2 separate regions of the Homo sapiens genome follow, and region 1 is linked to region 2. Evidence: chromatin loops called from intact Hi-C (ENCODE). Cell type or tissue: heart left ventricle. All regions are shown on one strand. Links, peaks and the distances in the headings refer to the core of each region. The heading gives the core; the rest is flanking DNA. Region 1 has its middle 17 kb from the start of LPAR1. Region 2 overlaps LPAR1 (lysophosphatidic acid receptor 1).

Evidence for each region. A loop is a pair of places that touch in the nucleus more often than their neighbours do. Peaks named below come from ENCODE experiments on the same cell type or tissue, not always from the same donor. Only the 100,000 strongest peaks of a DNase experiment are listed, where the experiment ranks them.
Region 1: it touches region 2 in a loop (4-fold over the local background); 2 of 110 quality-filtered maps call a loop at or near these places.

The regions. Positions count from the first base shown.
Region 1 is chr9:111,053,661-111,056,583 of GRCh38, reverse strand. No RefSeq gene overlaps it. Among named protein-coding and RNA genes, the nearest start is that of LPAR1, 17 kb to the right of the region's middle. In heart left ventricle, for the core only: no CTCF peak of the experiment used is centred there; no DNase peak of the experiment used is centred there.
Region 2 is chr9:110,993,534-110,996,456 of GRCh38, reverse strand. The region is part of intron 2 of LPAR1 (lysophosphatidic acid receptor 1); the gene reads left to right. Among named protein-coding and RNA genes, the nearest start is that of LPAR1, 43 kb to the left of the region's middle. In heart left ventricle, for the core only: no CTCF peak of the experiment used is centred there; no DNase peak of the experiment used is centred there; H3K27ac peaks cover 1,411 bases.

The DNA of each region.
Region 1 (2,923 bases), core at 183-2,682, 60 kb before region 2:
ATTTCAAATTTGGACCTTTTCCCAGCAAAACACAAAAAGAAGAAGCTTCAAATACATTCATAGAGTGCAAGAAAGTGAGCAGAAGGAGGTTTCAATGTTTCAGAAAGAAATTTTTTCTTCAAGGCAATTTTTTTTAAAAGAAGTGCCTTATTACATAGGCTGGATCCAGTATTAATGATAATCAGTTATTTTTATTAAACAGGTTTAAATTTTGGATACTTTTTTTAAACTACACCTTAAAAACGGACTTTGGATAAAACTGGAACACAAAAAGCAAAGACATTTTGTTTTCTTTTGGATGCACTGCCAATTTTGTTAGCATAGTATCTTTTCCATTTACTATGGAACTTGACCTACAGTCTAAGGTTCAATTGTTCATTTAAAATTAATTAATTCCACAAATATTTACTGTATAACTAGAAAGTGCTAGATACTGAGGTAGGTATATTTAATGGAGTGCAAAAAAGTGGTTTTAAAGAAATTGGAACAGGCAGGTTGTGAAAAGGGTAGGTTGGTACAAAATGTTAACAGCATGAGAGATTTTTTTAAAAAAGATAACCAGATAAGATGAAAAAGAAAATGGAAGACAAAAGGGAGACATGCAAGAAAAATTAAAATGCATTCTAAATAAAATCTATATTGGAGTAATTGAAGAGAAAAATGTTCTGGATAATAGCAATGTGGATTTTACAGTTTATAAGCTCTCCTAGGATGCAGTGGGGAAAGGCAAAGAGATAAAAATGACAAGTGACTGACTGAATGGAGAACAGAGATCTCAATATATGGATAAGGCTGTTCTTGAAGGAGACTGAAATGAACAAAAGCCACAATTAAATATATGGTAGAGGAAAACTTTCCTGAACCTATTTTATGAAGGTTTATATACTTATTTATAATCCTATTACACAAAGACCTATTTGTGTAGATTTGAAGGGTTTCTTAGTTCCAACATAGCTTTTTAAGAGAAAAAAACATTTAAAGATGTGCTGAGACTAAAATATAGATCATTGCTGGAGTGCATTTGGGCTGCTATAGTAAAATACACTAAAATGGGTAGCTTTTAAACAAAAGAAATTTATTTAAAACAGTTCTGGAGGTTGGGAAGTTCAAGATGAAGGCACCAGCAGATTTGGTGTCTGATGAGGGCCCATTTCCTGGTTCACAGATGGTACCTTCTTGCTGTGTCTTCACATGTGAAAGGGGTCAGGGCATCTCTTTGAGGCCTCTTTTCCAAAGGCACTAATCCCATTCCTAAGCGCAGAGACCTCATGACTTAATTATCTTTCAAAGGCTATACCTTCTGATATCATCACCCTGGTGATTAGAATTCAACATATAAATTTGTGGGTGACACAAATGTTCAGACCATAGCAACCACCCAGCAGGCCGTGTTGAAAAATGTGAAGATTAGTCCAAGCAACTGAGTTGTGTACTAAGTTGAGAGCATTTAAAAAGTAGTATTAAGGGCTGGGTGCGGCAGCTCATGTCTGTAATTCCAGTGCTTTGTGAGGCCCAGGAGGAAGAATCGCTTCAAGGCTGGAGTTTAAGACCAGCTTCAGCAATGTAGTGAGACCCCATCTCTACAAAAAATTAAAAAGTAAATTTAGCCAGGTGTGGTGACACGTGCCTGTAGTCCTAGCTACTCATGAGGCTGAGATGGAAGGATTGCTTGAGTCTAGTTCGAGGTTACAGTAAGCTATGATTGTGCCACTGCACTCCAGCTTGGGTAACAGGGTAAGACTCTGTCCCAGTAAATAAATAATAAAGATAATTATTAAAAAGGAAGAAAAAAATAAACTGAGCGTTCAGCACCAGAAAGGAAAGAGGATAACAACATAAACCCAAGGAAGTCAGTAGTTAAACCCAAGGATTTGACTGTAAGCAAAATAATTAATGAGATACACAACAGTAAAATGAACAGCATTGATAAATACATCCTGGATCTGATTTTGCAAATTATTTTTTTAAAAAGTATCTACAGTACTAGGGTAAACAAATGGGTAAAATACAGTAAGCAAATACCATTAACAATTTCAGTTCAGGCAATTTGAAATCTCAACAAAAAGATTATTACATAAAAATTATTTAAAGATAAATAGAATAGTAGCTATGGAAAAGACTTGTTGTAGGGTGAGTTCTCAGGAAGTAGATGGGGGAGATTTAGGAGTGCAAACGGTTCACTGGGGAGTAACATCTGTGAAAGGAAAAGGTTGAGAAGCAGGATAGGGCAGGGGATGCCAACAGATCATGATGCAGACCCTACAAAGTCTTTGCTATCCCGACGTGGATCTTGGGAAAAAGGTGGCCCATTAGAGAAGCTACTTATTAGGCCCTTGCTCAGTCATTGGGCATGGTACACCATGAGAAGAGCATAATCTCAGCTATCACCTCTTTGCTCATTCATTGGCTGAAAGGATGCCCCGAGAGGAATATGAACCCACTTCCAAAGCTACACAGGACCCTGAAGGCGCTAAATACCATGGGCTATTAGCTAACTACATTCTTTGCAGCTGGTCAGTGTGTTTTCTTGAAAGGGATCTGAATGGCACATTTCCATGTCTTCAATAGTCCACCCCTTGCTCCGTGTGGAGCTATTTCCCCAAACTTGTTGAGGTAGCAGCACCTCCAAGTGTCTGATGGGCCTCTTTGCCTGCAGGAAAACTTAGAAGAGGAAGACTAGCAGGATGAATGTCAGGCTTCATCACAATAGTTGGTCTCAGGACCAAAAATAGTACTCACCCTCTTATTCCCTTATTATACAGGCTAATTCTCTAAACCCTCAGTGAACACCTCTGCCAGTCTTGCTAATGTACCTCATAGTGTGTCCCAAACCCTCATTCCTCACAGATCTGTGTTTTTGTAACCGTACTCTTCTTTAGTTGTGATGTTTGTCCATTCATAGCCATAGTTGGACAAGGAAGTA
Region 2 (2,923 bases), core at 301-2,800:
CTCCTTTTGTATCAGAATTCCTTTCCTTTAAAAAATATTTTTATATTTATTATTATTTTTTAAGTAGAGATGGCATCTTGCTATGTTGGCCAGGCTGGTCTCGAACCCCTGGTCTCAAGTGATTGTCCTGCCTTGGCCTCGGAGAGTGTTGGAGTTACAGGCTTGAGCCACCACACCCAGCCCAGAATTCCCTTTCTAATGTCATAATGCCTTATCTCTTTTTTGGAGTGGTCATCAAATCCCTTTTCACACTAGTTAGAAGTTTTCTGTGTGATATTCTCCATTCTCTACATATTTGGACTATCCCACTGTGTTTTTCTGGACATGTAGGACAGCATCTTTCAGGCCCATTAGCAGATAGAAGTCTTTCAAGTGGGGCCTCACAGCTGTTTTTAGGTCTCCGGTTGGTTTTTAGGTCATGTCTCAGACATAGGGGCTTTGTGGCTACTTTGTGGTTTTACTATCTCCTCATAGTTTATTAAAAAAGAGGCTCCTTTTCCCTTCCATTTTCTACTGCTTTCCTGATAAAAGACTTCAGCCATTATTTTTAAAAGTGTCCGCTATTATATTTTAAACCCTTTCATAACAGGAAAACAGGAGTTAACCACTCACATAAGTTAGAGAGGGGACCCCCCTTTTTTGGTGATTTTCATAGTTACTAAATCATTGTGAACAGAGAAAAGTCACTTAATTCCCTTTGCTTCACTTCCTGATTTCTTCAACAGAGTGGTAACATTTGAGATGCTATTCATAGAATTGTATATCAAAGAATGAGGCCAGCTCTTTCTTGGTGCTCCCTCAAGTTGGTAAAATCACGTATGTGACTTCTCAGGAAGCCAGAGTATTTACATATCCTCGACCCAGCTGGGAATAATTCATCCTCTAGTACAATACTAGTTTTCTTTAGATTCCCCTCTATATTTACTGTTTTAGAGAGGTATTGCCAAGAGGGTTTTCAATGAGGAAGAATGGTAATATGCTGGGAGCAGGAAAGGAAATGAAATTAAGCGTCTCATTATTTTTCCCATGCTGAAGTAGATATTAGGATTGTATTCCACAGGTCTTATTTTCTTCCCCCTCCCCACCTCAAAACTTCAGGCAGGATGTATAAGTCTAGACTTAGGTTATATACTGATTTTTTTTAAGCTTTTATCTCCAGTTTAATTAGAGGCTGGTGAAGGAAACTGGGTTTCTTATTTGGCTCTCAAACTTTGAAAATAAACAAAACTTTCATATATTTGAATAGCACATTGTGGGCCAAACAACATCTGGAAGAGATTAGTCTCACTGGTAGGCAGAAGAAATTTCATAATGTACCATCTTCAAAGAACATGGTACCTCGTCACATTTCTCATGTGACATGTATCCTGGAAACAGAAGTACTTAGGGCCACATTGCTGGAGCATCTGCCTTTGTCTTTGTTTTGTGTTTAACATAAATGTGTCTTTCTAATACTATGATATTTCTTTAGCTTTTTTGAAAACACAGCTAAACTTGGTGGTACGATGCTGCCTGCGCTGTTGACTGTGGTCTAGACTTCTCCTTTTTCAGAAGACCTATTTGACTTTTGGCAACGTGCCTCTTAGAGTTTGTGATTTGTTTGAGACATCTTTTCCTGTCTTCTCTAAAATCAGGCACATATGTGTCTGGGGTAGTCATGTACTTTGTAACAGTCACTTTTAGCCAGATCTTGGGGATGTCTATTCTTATGGTTAGTAGTGACACATGAACCCTCTCTTCCACTTAAAATTATTTTATGTAAGATGACTGCTTCTCCTTCTATCCCTGCTCCTTCCTCTCCTCCTCCTCTACTCTGCCTCCCTCAAACTTATAGAAAAGTTGCAAGTACAGTAAAAAAGTGTGAAGAAGCTTTTATCTCCCTAAGTCAATTAAGAGTGAATTGTTTACACTGATGCGCTAACATCTTCAAATACTCTGTTTTTCTCACAAACAAGCACATTCTTCAACATAGTCACAAAGCAACCACTGAAATCAGTAAATTCACCCTATTATCTTACTATCATCTAATTATCAGATCCCATTGAAATTTTCCCATATTGTCACAACAATATCCTTGATAGTGAAGGATCCAGCTCATCATCTTGCACTGTATTTATAATTAGGTCTTTTCTAAGTCTACTTTATTATGGAATAGTTTCTAACTTTTTTCTTGGCTTTTATACCCTTGATCTCTTGATTATAGGCTGTTCATTGTGTAGAATGTTCCTCAGTGGGTTTGTTACATGTTTCCTGTTGATTAAATTCAGATTTCAAACTTTTGGCAGGAACATGACAGAAGTGATATTCTCATTGCATTTTGTCAGGTGGCACACACTGTTGATTTGCTCCATTATTGGTGATGTTATTTTGATCACTTGATTAAAGTGATGTCTTCCAGACTTATTTACTGTACAGTTATTATTTTGCACTTTATGGTAAGTATTTTCTAGGGAAGTGTTTGAGTCTTTGTAAATATCAATTTTTTGGTCAAACTTTTATTTGTATTAAAATGAACTTACGGATTCCTTTTTCATTTTCAAACTTAGAAATAATTAGACCAGTGAGTACCTTTCAAACTAGTTTCCTTGTCCTTTTTACATGTCTGCATAATTCTTTTAAGTGCTGTCTTAACTGTCTGCTCAAGGTAACCAAGGCATCATGTATTTCCCTAATCTGAGGAACAGGCATATCTCCAAGGAGCCTGGCACCTTTCTGTAGAGAATGGTATTAAGAGACGAAGATGTAAGTGTTAGGTGTGCTCATTGTTATTGGGATATCACTATTCCCAGGCTTCTCACTGTGCAACACACACATTGATAACTGTTTTTATTTCTATTTCTATTGAAAACCTCTCTCCTTCTCTCCTGGATTACCTCTTTCTTTCTCTCCTGGTTGACCCCTCACCTTTCAGGCTTTGACACAA